3 separate regions of the Homo sapiens genome follow, and all the other regions are linked to region 1. Evidence: chromatin loops called from intact Hi-C (ENCODE). Cell type or tissue: IMR-90. All regions are shown on one strand. Each heading gives the region's core, and the rest is flanking DNA. Links, peaks and the distances in the headings are about the cores only. Region 1 has its middle 32 kb from the start of DEPDC4. Region 2 overlaps BLTP3B (bridge-like lipid transfer protein family member 3B). Region 3 overlaps SLC17A8 (solute carrier family 17 member 8).

What was found. Peaks named below come from ENCODE experiments on the same cell type or tissue, not always from the same donor. Only the 100,000 strongest peaks of a DNase experiment are listed, where the experiment ranks them.
Region 2: a loop joins it to region 1, with 8 times the contacts of the local background. A loop is called at or near these places in 5 of 110 quality-filtered maps.
Region 3: a loop joins it to region 1, with 16 times the contacts of the local background. A loop is called at or near these places in 14 of 110 quality-filtered maps.

The regions. Positions count from the first base shown.
Region 1 is chr12:100,231,580-100,238,609 of GRCh38, reverse strand. It overlaps a transcript of DEPDC4 not described here. Among named protein-coding and RNA genes, the nearest start is that of DEPDC4, 32 kb to the left of the region's middle. In IMR-90, for the core only: a CTCF peak has its summit at 3,712 (motif pointing left); DNase peaks (open chromatin) are centred at 3,789 and 4,229; H3K27ac peaks cover 679 bases.
Region 2 is chr12:100,055,137-100,062,166 of GRCh38, reverse strand. It overlaps BLTP3B (bridge-like lipid transfer protein family member 3B), which reads left to right. Exons shown (of 21, transcript NM_015054.2): 13 at 2,124-2,317; 14 at 2,634-4,138; 15 at 4,421-4,596. Among named protein-coding and RNA genes, the nearest start is that of ANKS1B, 74 kb to the right of the region's middle. In IMR-90, for the core only: a CTCF peak has its summit at 3,514; a DNase peak (open chromatin) is centred at 3,406.
Region 3 is chr12:100,403,002-100,410,031 of GRCh38, reverse strand. It overlaps SLC17A8 (solute carrier family 17 member 8), which reads right to left. Exons shown (of 12, transcript NM_139319.3): 9 at 5,862-5,994. Among named protein-coding and RNA genes, the nearest start is that of SLC17A8, 49 kb to the right of the region's middle. In IMR-90, for the core only: a CTCF peak has its summit at 5,051 (motif pointing right); no DNase peak of the experiment used is centred there.

The sequences.
Region 1 (7,030 bases), core at 795-5,794:
GGAGGCTAAGGTAGGAGGATCACTTGAGCCCAGGAGCAGAGGTTGCAGTGAGCTGAGATTATGCCACTGCACACCAGCCTGGGCAAAAAAAAAAAAAAAAAGCACTAAGCTAGATGACTTTTAAGTTCTTCCTACTTAAAAAAAAAGAAAGGCTGGGTGTGGTGGCTCACACCTGTAATCCCAGCACTTTGGTAGGCCAAGGCAGGCAGATGACCTGAGATCAGGAGTTCGAGACCAGCCTGGCCAACATGGTGAAACCCCGTCTCTACTAAAAATACAAAAAATTAGCCGGGAGTGTTGGTGCATGCCATCTACTTGGGAGGCTGAGGCAGGAGAATTGCTTGAACCCGGGAGGCAGATGTTGCCGAGATGGTGCCATCGCACTCCAGCCTGGGTGATGGAGCGAGACTCTGTCAAAAAAAAAAAAAGCAACCCAATTATATGACACTGGAAGATAAAACTGCCCTAATCTGCATATTTTTTTTTTTTAAGTTGGGGAGGAAGTTAGTATACTTCCAGTGGAAGACCTGAGAGGGTACCTGAAGAGATACCGGGAAAATATTGGAAACATGCCACCAAGCCCTCTTCGATAGAAGTCTCCTTATTTGGAAAGTTGCCATTTTAATGTTCAGTGTGAATCAGGTAGGGATTTGCTAGTCATCACTATGAATGGTGGATACTTTGACAAATGCTTTAAGGATATTACCATGTTGTTGCGTCTGCTGTTCAGAAAATTATAACCTTAGACAAATATCTTTGCACTGAGCCTCAGTTTTTTAAAAATCTCTAAAATAAAAATACACATGCACAGATTTGTATTTTTAAGATCGAGCTATTCCTTTAATAGTTTAAGGTTGAAACAAAGAAATAAAAAATGAAATAAATTAAAAAAAATTTTTTAAGATTGGGCCAGATAATACCAAAGGTACCTTCCAACTCTTCGATGGATAACAGTCATCTGTCCATCTGTAAATAGTGGGTTCGTGAGGGAGAATCTGTGATGTGGTAACAGGAATATGGGCTCTGAAGTCTACAATTCAATGCAATTTCCATTAAAATACTACCATCATTCTTTACAGAACTAGAAAAAATAAAAATCCTAGGCTAGGTGCAGTGGCTCACACCTGTAATCCCAGCACTTTGGGAGGCCAAGGTGGGTGGATCACCTGAGGTCAGGAGTTCGAGTCCAGCCTGGCCAACATGGTGAAAACCCATCTCTACTAAAAATACAAAAATTAGCTGGGTGTGGTGGCACACGCCTGTAGTCCCAGCTACTTGGGAGGCTGAGGCAGGAGAATCACTTGAACTTGGGAGGTGGAGGTTGCGGTGAGCCGAGATCACGCCACTGCACTCCAGCCTGGCTGGCAACAGAACGAGACTCTGTTTCAAAAAAAAAAAAAAAGAAAAAGAAAATCCTAAAATTCATATGGAAAGAAAAAAGAGCCTGCATAGCCAAAGCAAGACTAAGCAAAAAGAACAAATCTGGAGGCATCACAGTACCTGATTTTAAACTATACTATAAGGCCATAGTCACCAAAACAGCATGGTACTAGTATAAAAATAGGCACATAGACCAATGGAACAGAATAGAGAACCCAGAAATAAACCCAAATACGTATAGCCAACTGATCTTCGACAAAGCAAACAAAAACAGAAAGTGGGGAAAGGACACCCTCTTCAACAAATGGTGCTAGGATAATTGGCAAGCCACATGTAGGAGAATGAAACTGGATTCCTCATCTCTCACCTTATACAAAAATCAACTCAAGATGGATCAAGGACTTAAATCTAAGAACTGAAACTTTGAAAATTCTAGAAGATAACATGGGAAAAACTCTTCTAGACATTGGCTTATGCAAAGATTTCATGACCAAGAACCCAAAAGCAAATACAATAAAAACAAAGATAAATAGGTGGGACTTAATTAAACAAAAGCGCTTTTGCACAGCAAAAGGAACAGTCTGCACAGTAAACAGAGAACCCATAGAGTGGGAGAAAATCTTTATACATCTGACAAAGTGCTAATATCCAGAATCTACAAGGAACTCAAACAAATCAGTAAGAAAAAAACAATCCCATCAAAAAGTGGGCTAAGGACATGAATAGAAAATTCTCAAAAGAAGATATACAAATGACCAACAAACATATGAAAAAATGCTCAACATCACTAGTAATTAGGGAAATATAAATCAAAACCACAATGCAATACTACCTTACTCCCACAGAATGGTCATAATAGAAAAATAAAAAAAAAATAGATGTTGGCATGGATGTGGTGAACAAGGAACACTTCTACATTACTGGTGGGAATGTAAACTAGTACAGCCACTATGGAAAACGGTGTGGAGATTCCTTAAAGAACTAAAAGTAGAACTATCATTTGATTTAGCAATCCCACTACTGGGTATCTACCCAGAGGAAAAGAAGTCATTATACCAAAAAGATACTTGCTCACACATGTTTATAGCACCACAATTCACAATTGCAAAAATACGGAACCAGCCCAAATGCCCATCAATCAACAAGTGGATAAACAAAGTGTGGTATATGCATACAATGGAATACTATGCAGCCATAAAAAGGAATGAATTAAGGGCATTCGCAGCAACCTGGATGGGATTGGAGACCATTATTCTATGTGAAGTAACTGAGGAATGGGAAACCAAACATCGTATGTTCTCCTTCATAAGTGGGAGCTAAGCTATGAGAATGCAAAGGCCTAAGAGTGATACAGTGGGCCAGGCATGGTGGCTCATGCCTGTAATCCCAACACTCTGGGAAGCTGAGGCAGGTGGATCACCTAAGGTCAGGAGTTCAAGACCAGCCTAGCCAACATGGTGAAACCCGTCTCTACTAAAAATACAAAAATTAGCCAGGCGCAGTGGCGGGCACCTGTAATCCCAGCTACTTGGGAGGCTGAGATAGGACAATTGCCTGAACACAGGAGATGGAGGCTGTAGTGAGCCGGGATCATGCCACTGCACTCCGGCCTGGGTGACAGAGCAAGACTCCATCTTGGGGGAAAAAAAAAAAAGAATGATACAGTGGAGTTTGGGGACTTGGGGGTGAAAGGGTGGGAAAGGGGTAAGGGATAAAAGGCTACAAATTGGGTTCAGTGTATACTGCTGGGGGGATGGGTGCCCCAAAATCTCACAAATCACCACTAAAAAGCTTATTCATGTAACCAAATACCACCTGTTCCCCAAAAACCTATGGAAATGAAGAATTTTTAAAAAGAGAATAAAAAAAAAAAAAAAACCTTAAAAGAAAAAAAGAATATGGGCTCTGGAATCATAGACCTGGATTTACGATTTGACCTGTTTGGGTTAAAAGGGAAAATACTATCAGATGAGTATTCTAGATTAGGATAAAATATAGTTTAGAAATAGAATTACCAGAAGTCAGAGTTGTTAAGCATACTTTAAATATCTTATTTTGTTATCATTTAAATTGAGTATTTCCTACAACATTCTCTAATGGAGCTTATTTTTATCAACGTGTACATATATATGTATATGTATGTGTATATACATATATATATATACACACACATACATCCATACTACTACTCAATGAAACTTGTAAACAGTGAAACGTTTGTAAACAATGAAACTTGTTTACAAAGAAACTGACTTCTACTGAATAGTTTTTGAAGGTTCTGAGGCATTAATTTCCAAAGGGAAATTTCTAACCAAGCATTGCCATGCCACCTAGTGACAGCTTCATAAAGCACAGTTATTAGGCTTAAAAAGAATTAAGTTCCCAAGGGTATCATCATTCAATGTTAGGCTAAACAGTTTGGAGGGACTTACGTGTAAAGCATTTTTTTCTCTGTATAAATAAATCCAGCTTCAATTACTGGAAAGCTTTGCTCCTGATAGAATATTCAGTAAATTTCCATGACCATTAACGGTCTGATTCATAACACTTGAGACTGTTTAAACTTCTTAGATTATTCGGTCTCTACGAGATGACAAAGATTGTTTGCTTGACCAAACTTTAGTCAGGCTCCTGAATCTTCTTCTAGTCCCATCTGTGCTCTTCCTTGTAAAATCCCATTTTAGCAAAGAACCCTGCTGTGTCAGTTTAGCAAGAAGCCCCCACCGTCAATATCTGATCATACTCAATATCCAATCAGGTTCCTCATCCTTCATCATTCCCCAAAGGTTATGTGTCATCATCCTGGCCAGTCTTCAGCGAGAATCCTGTTAGGTCAGTTCAGCCAGAATCTCCCTTACCCTTGAGGTTTTTCTCTGAGTAATTTTCCATTCATTGACCCCTGACCTGCTTCTTGGCTATAAATTCCCACCACTTGGCCATGCCGTACCCAGATTTGAGGCTAGTATCTCTCTCTGACTGCAAAATCCCATAGCAGTGGTCCCTGTACCTATTTTGATGGTCCTGAATAAAATCATCTTTTAACAAGTATCATTGAACAATTTTTTTTGTTGACAGGTACTATCCACATAAATAAAAGTTTGGTTTTTTGTTTGTTTGTTTCTGGAGACAGGGTCTAACTCTGTCACTCAGGCTGAAGTGCAGTGGTGTAATCATGGCTCACCACAGCCTCAACCTCCTGGGTTCAAGTGATTCTCCCACCTCAGCCTCCTGAGTAGCTGGGACTACAGGCACATGCCACCAAGCCCAGCTAGCTTTTTTTTAAGAGACAGGGTTTCGCCATGTAGCCCAAGCTCATAAAAGATTTTCTAACTCCAAAAAAAATTTTTTTTTGAGACAAAACGTTTTTCTTCTTATATAACTTTTATACATAAAGAATTCAAGACTGAAATCTGTTATTGAGATCTTTTTCCTGGAAATCTTTCCTTCCGGTACACTCTACAAGTAGATTGCAAGTGCTTCTATTTGCTGATTCCTTGCATGCTAAAAAGATTTTTGGAACACAAAAACCAAAAAAGTTGGGGCTGAAGCCTCATCTCTGATGCTTAGCAACCCTATAACCAATGATGCTACCTAATAATTCATTCATGAGTATAATCATTCAGCTTTTCAGCTATGCCAGGTATGATGTAGGAGACATAAAGTGGATGTCATAGTCCCACCCTTGGAAAAGTAACTCTAATACAAAGAACATAAACATGACATTAACAACGTAGTAATGTATAGAGGTATGAAGACAGAACTCTATACAACTATTTTATTATGGCATCTGAAAGAGAAGCAGTATTTAAAGTTGGTCGTGAAATCTGAATGGGAGTTAGAATTTGTAACAGCATCTCTGGAAGAGGGACGAGAATGTTTAAAGGGACTGGGTTGCCGAGAACATTTTATACATATTTCCATCTTTCAGGGGGCTGTATGCATATGCATACATGAAAATTATATATATGTATGTATATAGGAGTGGCAGCTTGGGTTAGAAAGATGAGGAGTTGAGAGTAAATTTAACTTTGATATGTTTAGGGTGAGATACTTGTGAACATCTAAATTGAAGGTGTGGTAAAGCATAAACTTCAAAATTAGACCCACCTGTGTTTGACTCGCAAGTCCACTACCTAATGTGACCTTGAACAGTTTACTCGTTGTTTTGAACCTAGGTTTTCTCATTTGCAAAATGGAGCTAGTATACAATTGTTGCAGTTAGGATTAAATGATATGTACATACATTGCCTGTCACAGGTTACACTATTTTAATAAGTGCTATCCTCTCACCCGCCAGGCCTGTTTCTTTTTTTGTGTTTGTTTTGTTTTGTTTTGTTTTGTTTTTGAGATGGAGTTTCCCTCTTGTTGCCCAGGCTGGAGTGCAATGGCGCGATCTCGGCTCACCACAACCTCCTGCCTCCCAGGTTCAAGCGATTGTTCTGCCTCAGACTCCCAAGTAGCTGGGATTACAGGCATGCGCCACCACGCCTGGCTAATTTTGTATTTTTAGTAGAGATGGGGTTTCTCCAAGTTGGTCAGGCTGGTCTCAAACTCCCGACCTCAGGTGATCCGCCCACCTTGGCCTCCCAAAGTGCTGGGATTACAGGCGTGAGCCACCGTGCCCAGCCTTAGGCCAGTGTTTCTCAAAGTGGCCCAAGGTCTACCTGCACCAGAATCACCTGGAGTGCTTGTTACACAATGACGCCTTTCCATACCTAATAAATTAATTTACTGAGATGGAGCTTGAAACTCTGAAATTTAACCGTCACATTGGAGTTGTGAGGTATATAAATTATGTTAATTAACCCATATACAAAGATTTTTTTTTTTTTTTGAGACGGAGTCTTGCTCTGTCGCCCAGGCTGGAGTGCAGTGGCGCGAACGTGGCTCACTGCAACCTCCACATCCTGGGTTCAAGCTATTCTCTAGTCTCAGCCTCCCTAGTAGCTGGGATTACAGTTGCGTGCCACCATACCTGGCTAATTTTTGCATTGTTTTTTAGTAGAGACAGGGTTTCACCATGTTGGCCAGGCTGGTCTCAAACTCCTGACCTCAGGTGATCTGCCTGCCTTGGCCTCCCAGAGTGCTGGGATTACAGGCGTGAGCAACTGCACCTGGCAAAGACTTCTAATTACACAACTGTTCACTGACTCAAGTTTCTATTAGCATTTTCCTTTAGGCTAAAAATATGAAACCACTTAACCTTTTGTCAGAAAGAATATGATACTTCGAAAGTTAAAAATGAATATATGAGACATTTTCCTAATAATTCTTTTTTTTTTTCTGAGGCAGGATCTCTCTCTGACACCCATGCTGGAGTGCAGTTGTGTGATCTCAGCTCACTGCAACCTCTGCCTCTCAGGTTCAAGCGACTCTCCCGCCTCAGCCTCCTGAGTAGCTGGTACTACAAGCGTGACCCACCACACCTGCCTAAATTTTGTATTTTTAGTAGCAATAGGGTTTCACCATTTTCCTAATTCTTAAAGTGCAAGTTCAGAGTAAAACTAGGTGCTTTAAAGATGGCTCAAGGATGCTAAATACTAACCATTAAATTAGCAACAAAAAGTTAATAAAACATTAAAATTGACAAAGATATTTTGATAAAGTTATTCCTTTGTTTTATTTGTTGTGTGTTTTATTGTAAGATTGT
Region 2 (7,030 bases), core at 791-5,790, 180 kb after region 1:
TTCTGAGGCTAGAGGTCCGAGATGAAGACTTCAGCAGGATTATTTCTTCTGAGACTGCTCTCTTTGTAGATGGTCATCTTTCCCCTTTGTTTTCACATGGTCTTCCTTCTGTGTATGTGTGTATGTCCCTCCTGTTCGGTTCTTATAAGAATATGAGTCATAATGGACTAGGGCCCACCCAGTGAACTCATTTTACCGTAATTGTCTGTTTAAAGGCTTTAGCTCCAAATACATTCTGAGCTACAGGGGGATAGAATTTCAGTAAATGAATTTTGGAGGGACACAATTCAACCCATAGCAATAAGTATAGCATTGTTAGTCTTGTTTTTAATGCATGTATTTCTTTTACATATTTAATTTGCACCCTGCTTCTTTCCCTTCGTGATATCAGAATATTCAAAGTTTCTACAAGCTGCTTTTAAGTATTATTAACTACATACTAATCTGTTTTATAAGTAGACTTCTGTTGGAAACTGCATATAGATCTTTCTTTTTTTTTTTTTTTTTTTTGAGACGGAGTCTCGCTCTGTCATCCAGGCTGGAGTGCAGTGGCGCGATCTCGGCTCACTGCAAGCTCCACCTCCCAGGTTCACACCATTCTCCTGCCTCAGCCTTCCCAGTAGCTGGGACTACAGGCGCCCGCCACCACGCCCGGCTAATTTTTTGCATTTTTAGTAGAGACGGGGTTTCACTGTGTTAGCCAGGATGGTCTCGATCTCCTGACCTCGTGATCCACCCGCCTCGGCCTCCCAAAGTGCTGGGATTACAGGCGTGAGCCACCGCGCCGGCCCTGCATATAGATCTTTCTACTGCTTAGTGTCCTGGGTTCCTTTTTCAGTCCCACATCTGCTATCGGGGTTCTTTCTGTGCTCTAGTCTTGGGCAGCATTTGCTCCCTAGTCTACTCTGTGACTACCATCATCAATCAATCTACGTTGAGATATTCCCTTTACTTCCTTTCCTTCCAGAGTGTGATGCAGTCTCTGCAGCACCCACTTTATTTCTATTCCCAAAAGGCAGGCACCTCCACTTCACAATTGCATGTCTCTGATAGACTTAAATTGTAATTTTTCTCTGTTTGTATATGTCTCATGTAATAAACTACGAACTTTTAAGGAAAAAGGACCATGCCCTATTTTTTTGTTTTCTTTGTGCTTAGGGTAAGACAATGTAGTTGACATTCAGTGAATCTTAAAGGAAAGTGAATGAATAAATAAATAACATAAGCAAATAAACCATATTCAGGACATTGTTACAGTGTTCCCTCTCCACTGGTATCTCACACCTTTGATTTATTTTTCTTAAATTTAGTCTAAATGCTCTAGATATGCATAACTTTAGCTTTTGTAGGAATAAATATGTCTGAATTTTTAGAATAAAAGATCTTCAAGGTGCTCTGAAAACAAAATGTCTTTTATGGTAGAAAAATATGTATATTTCAGGAAGTGATATACCCTCTAATTGTAAATATTAGTTTATTTTAGGAGAGCTATGAAAGAGTGAATTCATTTTATTATTCAGGAGATACTTGGTTTTTACATTACTCCAAGCACTATTATAGGCCTTGATTAAAAGTGGGGAATAAATTTATGCACGGTCCCTCCTTTCAAGGAGAACCTGCTAGCATAGCACTTTCATAAGAAATTGGTTAACTTAGCTCTCTCATTTTAGAAGATATAGATTAAGATTCAGGTTGTAAAGTCTACAGAAATATGTGATCGAGGACCACTTTGATGTGATACTTCATCAAGAAGGTAATGTTTTTAGAGGTTTGCTTCTTGGTAAATACAACCTTAGGAAAGAAATTGAAACAGTGCTTCCTGTTTTATGCAGTTAGTTTTAGATTAATTTATATATTCAAAATATTCATGTGTTTTATATATTTATATGTTATAGATATTTTGAAATATTAAAACATTTTTTCAGTTAGGCATGGGAAATTTTTTTTGTCTATCTAAATGTGTTTGTTATCATTCCAATGTATCACTTTGATTTTGTAAATAATACCTCAAATTTGTTTTATCTTAAGAAAGAATAAAACTGACTAAACATGTATTTTTTGTTCTCAGGGAAGATTTAGAACCATCCAATTAAAAATTTTTAAAAAACATCTTGTCTCCACAGTTCCATCTCCCAACCTCTATAGCCAGCTGAATGCACTACAGTTTACTGTGGATGAAAGAAGCATTCTATGGTTAAATCAATTTCTGTTGGATTTAAAACAGAGTCTTAATCAGTTCATGGCTGTGTACAAGTTGAATGACAATTCAAAATCTGACGAGCATGTTGATGTTCGAGTTGATGGCTTAATGCTAAAGGTATCATACAAACAAGTAGTAGTAATGATTTAATTTTGTTCTTTTTATTTTATGATTTGTGCGTATATGTATGTTACATTGATTATTAATTCATGTTATGTTTTTTAAAAAGATTCTCTTCTTAGTGGTCATGTAAGTCCCCTTTACTCAATTTAATAAGATTTGAGGGGAAGAGTTAGTGTTTTACGTCTTAATAGGAAAGTAGTATTTTGGGGGAAAGGTCAAGAAAAAGAATTTCTGAGCTAAGTCATGTTCTTTTATCTTCAAGATGTATGGATTTGCCAGTTGGATGAGATTAATTTTTCTTCTCTTCTAGTTTGTCATTCCTTCTGAAGTGAAATCTGAATGTCATCAAGATCAGCCACGTGCAATTTCTATTCAGAGTTCTGAAATGATTGCCACAAATACAAGGCACTGTCCAAACTGTCGACATTCTGACCTAGAAGCTTTGTTTCAAGACTTTAAAGATTGTGATTTTTTTAGTAAAACATATACCAGCTTCCCCAAATCTTGTGACAATTTTAATCTTCTACATCCAATTTTCCAGAGACATGCTCATGAACAAGATACCAAAATGCATGAAATTTATAAAGGAAATATTACTCCCCAATTGAATAAAAACACTCTTAAAACTTCTGCTGCCACGGATGTTTGGGCTGTGTACTTTTCTCAATTTTGGATAGATTATGAAGGGATGAAAAGTGGAAAAGGACGGCCAATAAGTTTTGTAGACTCATTCCCTCTTTCCATTTGGATTTGTCAACCAACAAGATATGCAGAGTCACAAAAAGAGCCGCAGACTTGTAATCAGGTATCTCTAAATACATCACAAAGTGAATCTAGTGATCTGGCTGGCCGATTGAAGCGGAAGAAGCTCTTGAAGGAGTATTATAGTACAGAGTCTGAGCCTTTGACAAATGGTGGTCAGAAGCCTTCTTCATCAGATACATTTTTCAGATTTTCCCCTTCCTCGTCAGAGGCAGATATTCATCTCCTAGTTCATGTTCATAAACATGTCAGTATGCAGATTAATCACTACCAGTATCTGCTTCTACTTTTCCTGCATGAGTCACTTATCCTGCTTTCAGAGAACTTAAGGAAAGATGTAGAAGCTGTAACTGGCAGTCCTGCTAGTCAGACATCCATTTGTATTGGAATTTTACTTAGAAGTGCAGAACTGGCTCTTTTGCTCCATCCAGTGGATCAAGCAAATACTCTTAAGTCTCCTGTTTCTGAAAGTGTGAGCCCAGTGGTACCTGATTATTTGCCTACAGAAAATGGGGATTTTTTGTCTTCAAAAAGAAAACAAATTAGTAGGGATATAAATAGAATTAGAAGTGTAACTGTTAATCATATGTCAGACAACAGATCTATGAGTGTTGACCTTAGCCATATCCCTTTAAAGGATCCTTTGCTTTTTAAATCAGCTAGTGATACAAATCTGCAAAAAGGCATTTCTTTTATGGACTATTTATCAGATAAACATTTAGGGAAAATAAGTGAAGATGAAAGTAGTGGACTTGTTTACAAAAGTGGCTCAGGAGAAATTGGATCAGAAACAAGTGACAAAAAGGATTCATTTTATACAGATTCAAGTAGTATCTTAAACTACAGAGAAGATTCGAATATACTTTCATTTGATAGTGATGGTAATCAAAACATACTTTCAAGTACTTTAACTAGTAAAGGAAATGAAACCATAGAGTCCATCTTTAAAGCTGAAGATTTGCTTCCAGAAGCAGCTTCACTCTCTGAAAACCTGGATATCAGTAAAGAAGAGACCCCCCCAGTTAGAACACTTAAATCACAGTCATCTTTAAGGTAACAACATTTTATTGGCCTTTTTAAAAATTAATTTATTTTGTGGAGCGTGTGTGCCTATGAGTGTATTTTGTTTTGAGGCAGAAAAGCTCATGACAAAATATGGCATTGTTAACATGTAGAAGAGTAGATGTTTCAAAATATGAAAACACTTTGAGCTTATACGTTTAAATATAATTTCAGCTATGGATGCTATATACATATTTTAATTCTCTTAGAAGTATTTTTTAGATAGAATTCTTTTCTCTATATGTAATAATTTTCTAATAATTTTGTTAACAGTGGAAAGCCTAAGGAACGTTGCCCACCCAACCTGGCTCCTCTCTGTGTTTCTTATAAGAATATGAAAAGAAGCTCTTCACAAATGTCATTGGATACCATTTCACTTGACAGCATGATATTGGAAGAACAGTTATTAGAAAGTGATGGAAGTGATAGCCATATGTTTTTGGAAAAAGGTAAAGTTATGATACGGCTTAAGAATTCATATTACGTACATACACCTTAGGAGAAAAGGGATGCTTTTAGTTATATTCAGTAATTGTTAACTGTACCCATGCTTTTTAAAGTTACTGAACATAACTAAAAATAACTGAATATTTCTACTTATATTTAGTAATTGTTAATTATTAATAATATTTAGTTATTTTTAGATATATTCTAATTGTTCATTATAGCCCCCCAAAAAGACTTATTTATACATACAGGGACTATGCAAGAGTACCTAACTTTCCTCTAATGGTTGTTCCATTGTTTCTTTTAACCAGATACTCCTGCCTCTCTATGGCTGAGATCCAGCAATTATATGTATGCAGTCATTTAGACCATAAAGCAGGCGACATTAAGGCTACCAGCCTCTATTACAGAGACTCCTATATTTGGAAATTTGATTAGGTGGGCTTAATTTGCATGGTGAATTCTACTGATTTACAAAATTAGGATTCTTTCACATATATGATAGTATATGGTGTAACTACATGATTTTCCCATTTTATTGAGAGACAACCAATGCCCCAGTAAAGACTGCTAGAAATGACTTAGAAGGTGTTAGTTGCATCTCCCTCATTAAGGCATTAAGGAGTTTGTAAACAGGAATTAGAAGCATGGGCCATAGTCAGAAAGTAGTTGCTGCAGACACAAAAACATAGGATACCAGAGGCAAATATGAATTACTTTCTTTTTTCTTTCTTTCTTTTTTTTTTTTCACTCTGTCGCCCAGGCTGGAGTGCAGTATTGTGATCTCAGCTTACTGAAACCTCTGCCTTCGGGTTCAAGCAGTTCTCCTGCCTCAGCCTCCCAAGTAGTTGGGATTGCAGGCATGCACCACCATGCCTGGCTAATTTTTGTATTTTTACTAGGGATGGGGTTTCGTCATGTTGGCCAGGCTGGTCTCAAACTCCTGACCTCGAATGATCCGTGCACCTCGGCGTCCCAAAATGCTGGGATTACAGGCATGAGCCACCATGCCTGGCCTGAATTACTTTCTGTTTGAAAGGAAATAAGCCCACTGATTTAGATGAAAAGCTTAGATTAGATAATTAGTAACATAATAAATATAACAAGTATATAATAAGTAATAATATAATATGTATTATTGATGTAAGTACCATAGTGGTAGCTACCATTTATTGCCAAGCAATGTCTGTTTTGTTCTATCACAGAATACCACAGACTGGGTAATTTATAAAGAACAGAAATTTATTTCTCACAGTTCTGGAGGCTGGGAAGTCCAAGATCAAACCTCATCAAATTGTAAGCGTTGCATTTTGCAGTCCTCTGGAGGTCAAGAGAAGCTACCTGAAGCCTCTTTTTTAAGGGTCTTAATCCCATTCATGTAGGGGTAAGCTCTCATGGGCTGATCATCCTTTAAAAGCCCTACCTCTTAGTACTATCACTTTGCCAACACATGAATTTCAAAGGGACGCATTCATACTGTTGCAGGTGCTTAAATAGTTTACTTCTTTTAATTTGAGTGACAACTCTGTAATAATAGAAGCTAACATTTATTGAGCATTTACTTTGTGTTGGTACCATTCTATATGCTTTGTATATATATTAATGAATTTAAACCTCACAATTCTGTCAATAGTATACTGTTATCTTCAGAGAGTGGTTAAATAACGAATCCAAAGTAACACAGCTAATTAGTGGTTTAAATTCAGACATAGAGCCTATTGTCTACTATGTACCTGATTGCCTCAACCCTGTGAGGTATAAGTGCTTATTCTTATCCTTCTTTTACAGATAAGGAAACTGAGGCTCCTGAAGTTTAAGTAGTTTTCCCATAGTCACATTATTGTACGCAGAACTGGGATTGTCTTTCTTGTTATTCTTTTTTTTTTTTTTTTTTTGAGATGTAGTTTTTTTCTTGCTGCCCAGGCTGGAGTGTAATGACATGATCTCGGCTCACTGCAACTTCTGCCTCCTGGGTTCAACTGATTATCCTGCCTCAGCCTCCCGAGTAGCTGGGATTACAGGCACCCACCACCACGCCTAGCTAATTTTTGTATTTTTGGTAGAGATGAGGTTTCACCATGATGGCCAGGCAGATCTCAAATTCCTGGCCTCAGGTGATCCTCCCATCTCAGCCTCCCAAAATGCTGGGATTACAGGTATGAGCCAACATGCCTGGCCTCTTGTTTGTTATTCTAAGCTAATATTTACTATACCAGTTACTATTTTAAGCGTCTTACATGTATTTAATCTTCAAATAAATTGAGGTAGGAACTGTTATCTTCATTTTAAAGGTGAGGCAAACAAAGCCTAGGGAGGTAAGCAGCTTGCCCAAAGTTATGCAGCTAGTAAGTAGTAGAGTTTAGCATTTGAACCCAGTTAGTCAGACTTCAAAGTCTGAGCTCTTCTATCTGACACAAACACGTCTTCTTAAAAAAA
Region 3 (7,030 bases), core at 1,953-6,952, 170 kb before region 1:
CATTCTCAATACCACTGTCTTTCTAAGCCACACACCTCATTATTTGCTCCTGTGCTTAACGTGTTTGTCATGAGCTCCATATCATGAGTATAGTGTTCTATAATGAATACCTCCTGCTGTTCCAGTTTCATCTTCTTCCAGCCCTCATCTCTTTGCTTACTGCCCCCATTCTGTGGATAGCCCTCTGTGCCACAGACATACTCCTCTATTAGCTGTTTTCTAACCACACAATACTATCTCATGCCTGTACATATTTTCACACATTGTTTCTTTACCTGGGATACTCTTCTCTCATCATTTTCTCTTTTTCTGGATAAATCTTACTATTTTTAAAGTCCAGATTAAATAGTGCCTCCTCTAGAAAGCTTCCCTAACAACCCTCTCCCTACCCTCAACCAATGAAGCTGACATCACCTTCTCATCATTTTATAGAACTTTTCAATATTGCTTTGTAACTTTTCATTTGTGTTTCTGCCTCTCCCACAAAACTGTATATTTAACACAGAGTCTGTCTAGCATGTAGTATGCACTCAATAAATAACGTTTGGCCAGGCATGGTGGTGCACACCTATAATTCCAGCTCTTTGGGAGGACGAGGCAGGCGGATCACCTGACGTCAGGAGTTCAAGACCAGCCTGGGCAACATGGCAAAACCCCTTCTCTACTAAACATATGAAAGTTAGCCAGGCATGGTTGCATGTGCCTGTAATCCCAGCTACTCAGGAGGCTGAGGCGGGAGAATCACTTGAAACCGGGAGGTGGAGGTTGCAGTGAGCCAAGATTGCACCACTGCACTCCAGCCTGGGCAACAGAGTGAGACTCTGTCTCTAAATACATACATACATACATACATACATACATACATACATACATACATACATACATAACGTTTAATGAATTAATGCAAAGGAAAGGAAATGGGACCCAGAAAGAAGAAAATAAGATTCACAAGCTGAAGTACTTACCGTAAATGATGGTTAAGTTATTAATATTTACCTTTTTGAACCTATTTCTTCAACACTACTATAAAGAAGGGCAAGAACTAATAATTGTTTTAAATGGCTTCTAAAGAGGATGAAATGTAATTAGGGAAGTCTTACTTTTAAAACTATAGGCTTTATATCATTGCTACTTGTTCTTAATTTTGTTTCAACATTTAAGACTACACATAGGGAAAAATAGCTAGTGTTTCATATACTAACTATATGTGTCTTAGAAGTGCCTATCCTAAATAACAAGGCATCTGGCTGAAACTTCTTTTATTTTTACACTCTGAACAGAAGCATGCAGAAAGTCAATTCCCCCAAAGAATTAGAATGATGACATTGTATAAAGAATAAAACTTACAAATGATACATCAGTTCATCTGTAAGAAAAAAAATTTTGGCCAAATAGCAGATTGCCAGTGGAAAAAAAAGCATTTAAGAGCCTAAATGGTTTCTACTGACAGTTAAAATACTAGAGACAGGGCTGCATGTTTCAGGAGCTTAAGGATAAAATTTCAACTTTAGGGGTAATCAGGAGATCCTTAAAATTGAACCTATTTAGAGTTGACAAGAAAAACAAAACTAGGACTTAAAGGCCTAAGAAATATTTTATTTCATATTAAAATAATCTGAAGTTCACACTTGCAACTGATTCAGCCAGAATAGAATTTTTGACCTCAGTTACACTTTGCATGTTCTATAGAGGGGGCAGGACAAGAATTTGGCATCTGTCTTTAAGCATCATAGACGTAGACCCTGATTCAGAATGAATTGAACATCATGTCTTAAGTGATCTGTTTTGCTTTAAATGATTTTAATGGCATATTAAAATCTATGGAAATAAAAGATGACAGGCTCCAAGATATGTGTGATCCTTCTCAGATGAGAAATGCCTTCTATATTTCTTAGTAGGAAACCAAAAAGCCAACCAAAATTCTCTGGAAGATCATACCAGTGCTTCATCATTTCCAAATCAACCTGCATTCTTCACTGATGGCACAAAACTTTGTTTTCATGTAGTTATCTCTGCTCTAGCATCTCTGTATTTAAGCAGAAAAAGTGGGACCATTATGGTCTTTTTAAAAATTTTATTTTCTATATATAACTCACTGGTCCTACTATGTCAAAATATAAAAGAATGGCCGGGCACGGTGGCTCATGCCTGTAATCCCAGCACTTTGGGAGGCCGAGGTGGGTGGATCACAAGGTCAGGAGATCGAGACTACCCTGGCTAACACGGTGAAACCCCGCCTCTACTAAAAAATACAAAAAATTAGCCGGGTGTGGTGGCGGGTGCCTGTAGTCCCAGCTACTCGGGAGGCTGAGGCAGGAGAATGGTGTGAACCTGGGAGGCGGAACTTGCAGTGAGCTGAGATCACGCCACTGCACTCCAGCCTGGGTGACAGAGCGAGACTCCATCTCAAAAACAAAACAAAACAAAACAAACAAACAAAAAAAATATATATATATATGAACATGAAAAGCCATGTGAAGAGGTATTTTTTAAAGATGGGAGATGAGGCAGAAAGATTCCACATATGCCTTCTAGTTTCTGCAGAAAAAAAACTATTTCCTCTCAACAGGCACTTTGTTAGCAATTAAACATCTTTGAAAGTTCTCATCACCACAACATAACATAATCACCACCAATTATGGAGAAACAGCAGAGGTACTGGGGCAGAATTAAATAGGAACAAGACATTCCCACAAAATATGCTCAAGAATATCCAATGCATCTGGGTTTAGAAGAGGTTGTGCAAGTAGTGTTTAAAATCCAGAAACTTATTTAAAGTTGCCAGTTTAGAAGTACATTTTTTTGTCCAAAGGAAATACAATCACAGATATTTGTTAAAGAACTCTTTGAAAAACTTCTGTGTTTTTTGTGTCTTGAACATAGGAGAAAAAAAGCAGCATTAACATTTGTTGAGAACTTTTTATAGGTTGAACACCGCACTAGGTGCATTCATACGTTGTATCATTTAACTCTCATAACTATCCTCTGAAGTAAATATTATTATGTAATTTAAAGATGAGAACTGTTGGCTCTGAGAATTTAGAAATTGACCCCCCTCTCTCCATCTCCATTGCCACCTCATTTGTCTAAGCCACCATCTTCTCTAGACAGGACAACTGAAATCACCTCCTACCTGGTCTCCCTTCTTTTACTCTTGTACCCTGCATAATTCCCCAGATTAAAAATAAATAAGCAAGGCCAGGCGAGGTGGCTCATGCCTGTAATCCCAGCACTTTGGAAGGCCGAGGCGGGCGGATTACTTGAGGTCAGGAGTTTGAGACCAGCCTGGCCAATATAGTGAAACCCTGTCTCTACAAAAATACAAAAGATTAGCCAGGCATGGTGGCCCATGCCTGTAATCCCAGCTACTCAGGAAGCTGAGGCAGGAGAATCACTTGAACCCAAGAGGCGGAGGTTGCAGTGAGCTGAGATTGCACCACTGCACTCCAGCCTGGGTAACAGAGCGAGACTCTGTCTCAAAAAAAAAAAAAAATGAGATCATATCCATTCCGTGCTTTAAATCATCTGCATCTCAATGTACTTCAAATAAAACCCAAGCTCTGCATACGCCGACAAGGCCTGCCATGATCTGACCCTAGAAAAACATCCCGATCCCGTCTCCCGTCACTCAGCCATTCTGACTCCCCTTCCTTCTATTCTCACACAGGCCACATTCCTGCCTGCCCCAGGGTCATTGCACATACTATTCCCTCTGCCTAAAATCTTTTCCTGAGAGAGCTGCAATAAGGCACCACATGATGAGTTGCCAATCTAGCCATGTGGACATATTCAGAGGGATCACTGGAGAATGGCATGGCTTTAAGGAAACATAAGAGGAGAAGAATTGAGCTGGATGTATAGAGAGGACTGGATTGAGAGGTGAAGGTGAGAACTCACAGGGAAAGAGAAAGGGAGTGGGCAAAGTCAGAGACAGAAAGATATGTTCAGGGCTTGGGTGAGGGCTGTTCAGCTGGAGCAGAATTTTATCATTAGAAGGGTGAGGCTTTGGCTACTGTATTAGTTTTCATTTTATAAATGTTTTATTTTTTAATAGAGAAAAGTTCTCACTATTGCCCTGACTGATTTCGAACTCCTGAGCTCAAGTGGTCTGCCCGCCTCAACCTCCCAAAGTGCTAGGATTGCAGGAGTGAGCCACTGCACCCTGCCTACCGCTGTGTTAGTTTTCATTTGCTGCTGTAATAAATTACCACAAACTCAGTGGCTCAAAACAACACAAATATCAAGTATCTGCTGAGGGATAGACTTAGGGGTCTTTAAGATCTATTCCAATGATTAGATGTCACCTCTAAAATACTCTCTGCACTATTGTACAGTTCTGGAGGCCAAAAATCCAAAATGGTACAGGGCTAAAGTCAAGGCAGCAGCCTACAGAGTTGCATTCCTTCTAGAGGTGCTATGGCGGAATCTCTTCTTGTCTTCTCCAGCTTCTAGGGTCTGCTTGCATTCCTTGGTTTGTGGCTGCATCACTCTGACTCTTGCCTCCACCATCACATCTTCTTTTCTGACTCTGACCCTCCTTCCTCCTTTTATAAGGATTATTGTGATTATATTGGGCCCACCTAGATAATGCAGGATAAACTCCCATCTCAAGAACCTCAATTTAATCCCACCTGCAAAGTCCCTTTTGACATGTAAGGAAACATATTCACAGCTTCTGAGGATTAGGACATGGGCATTATTCTAGCTGCTACAGCTCTCTTGGAGAGGACTTGAATGCAATGTCCCAGAGCTTCACCTCCTGCCCACCAGATAGCAGGCCTATATCCGCTAACCCTCAGTCCTCTACAAGAAAGTTCAAGCTAAGGTCAGGCCCACACATCCCTGCCTGGGACCAGCAGTCAAGGAACTGGGAGAACAGGTGCCAACAGACTCTTAGGCTTTCTTCCCGAAATGCTATGGGATCAGATCATGCCTGCTCCTGTGTCCCTCGGTATAGTCTTCACTTCTAAATGTGCCAGACCTAGCTATCTGTCAGAGCATACGCAATCCGTCCCTTTCAACTTAATATCACAGTTGTGAGCTCTTGCCCATAGGTGGCGCTATCCTCTACCTCCTGCTCGCTCATCCTGACTAGTCCTCCAGAGGGGTAGCCGCAAACTAAGAGCTTTGGCGGTAGGCTCCGGCCTACCTGATACCTTGCAGGGATCTGCTACTTGAGCAAGTCCCTTTATTTTACCTCTGTTTCCTCATTGCAAATTGCATATAGTAATAGTACCTGCTCCACATGGTGGTTATGAAGATTAAATAAAATAATGTATGTAGAAGATTTAGCTTAGTGTCTGGCACAGAAAGCATTCAATAAATGTTAATTTTAAAAGCTAAACAAAAAAGATGAGTTTTTTAAAAAGCACTCATGAACATTGTAGGGGTTCACAATTACTTTCGCCTACCTCTTTTGGGAAATCACCTAACATTCACTTTGTCTTTACAAAATTAAAACATAAAGCAGGAGCTAAATAAAATCAAGAAAGAGAATGGTGTGTGTGTGTGTGTGTGTGTGTGTGTGTGCATATATCCCATGCACAAGCATAGGCTAGGAGGAAAGACTACTTTTCTTCTGTTTCTTACCAAAACATATGGATAGGTAGAAAGGTAAGCAGAGAAGGGAATAAACTACATAAGCAAACAATAAATGTGGAAGGATGTATGGAAAGGTCCCAGCTGGATGACCTCTTGGCAGCACTGTGATGGACAACACTCAAGTGTCTGCTGAGGGACAGACTTAGAGGTCTTTAAGATCCACTCCAATGACTAAATGTCACTTCTTAATATATGCTCTGCAGTTCAGTTTACCCTAATTCTACAAAAGCTGCCTAAGCCATCTATGAAATCCACAGTACCTCCACAGTTCATGATTTTTCTGACAGCAGTTGTGGTTAAAATTTGTCTGCTTCTTAAATAATCAGCCAATTGTCCTCCAATAGGTACAACGATTGTCATAACCATGTGTGGGACTGCTGACAAGAGACCCACCTGGAAGGGAAAGAAACAGTAAGCAGTTTGTCATTATTTCTGAGAGAGGGGCCTCCCTAATTCCCTTGCCCACCTCCACTCCACAGCCCCCCTACCTACCACCACCAAATTTAAGCATCTAATTATGTGGGAGCTGGGTAGGCCTGAATTTCATAATAAATAAATGATGAATGAGCGAATGATTTTAGACCTATCTGTGTCCTCTACCAGATTGGAAGCTCCTTGAGGGCAGCGATGACTTTTATTCATCACAGAGGGCATGGCACATGGGAGATAAAGCACTTGGCACCCAGTGAGCACTGATGACTGATGACAGCCACCATTTCATGATTATGCCAGCTCTTCCATGGTCACTTCTGACAGTATCTGTAGCTAGGCAGACATTTGTGTTTGCTCGGCTGCTGTTCTTTCCCTTGTAGGAAAGAGGTTTATCTTATGATGATGGTTGATGATTCACTATCCACACCCTTCCTCCCTAAAACACAATTGGCTTGATGATAATGTCTGGGAGCATTGAAAGAGGTTCTTTCTTTTTTTTCTGTTTATTTTTTCTTCTTCTTTTTTTTTTTTAGACAGAGTCTTGCTCTGTTGCCCAGGCTGGAGTGCAGTGGTGCAATCTCGCCTCACTGCAACCTCTGCCTCCTGGGTTCAAGTGATTCTCCTGTCTCAGCCTCCTGAGTAACTAGGATCACAGGTGTGCATCACTACGCCCAGCTAATTTTTGTATTTTTAGTAGAGGCAGGGTTTTGCCATGTTGGTCAGGCTGGTCCTAACCTCAGGTGATCCGCCAGCCTTGGCTTCCCAAAATGCTGGGATTATAGGCGTGAGCCACCACGCCTGGCAGAAAGAGGTTCTTTCTAACCCATTGCAAGCAATGATTGTTACTGCTATAGCCACCATTATGGAGAAGGGGTGTTCTGCAAAATGAATGGTAAGGTTCTTACTGCTACTCACTGAGTAGCTTACAGGAAAAAAAGAAAACCCACACCCTCAAATCTTTTTATCCTTGCCTAATATGCCGTCCTTGAGCTAGCTT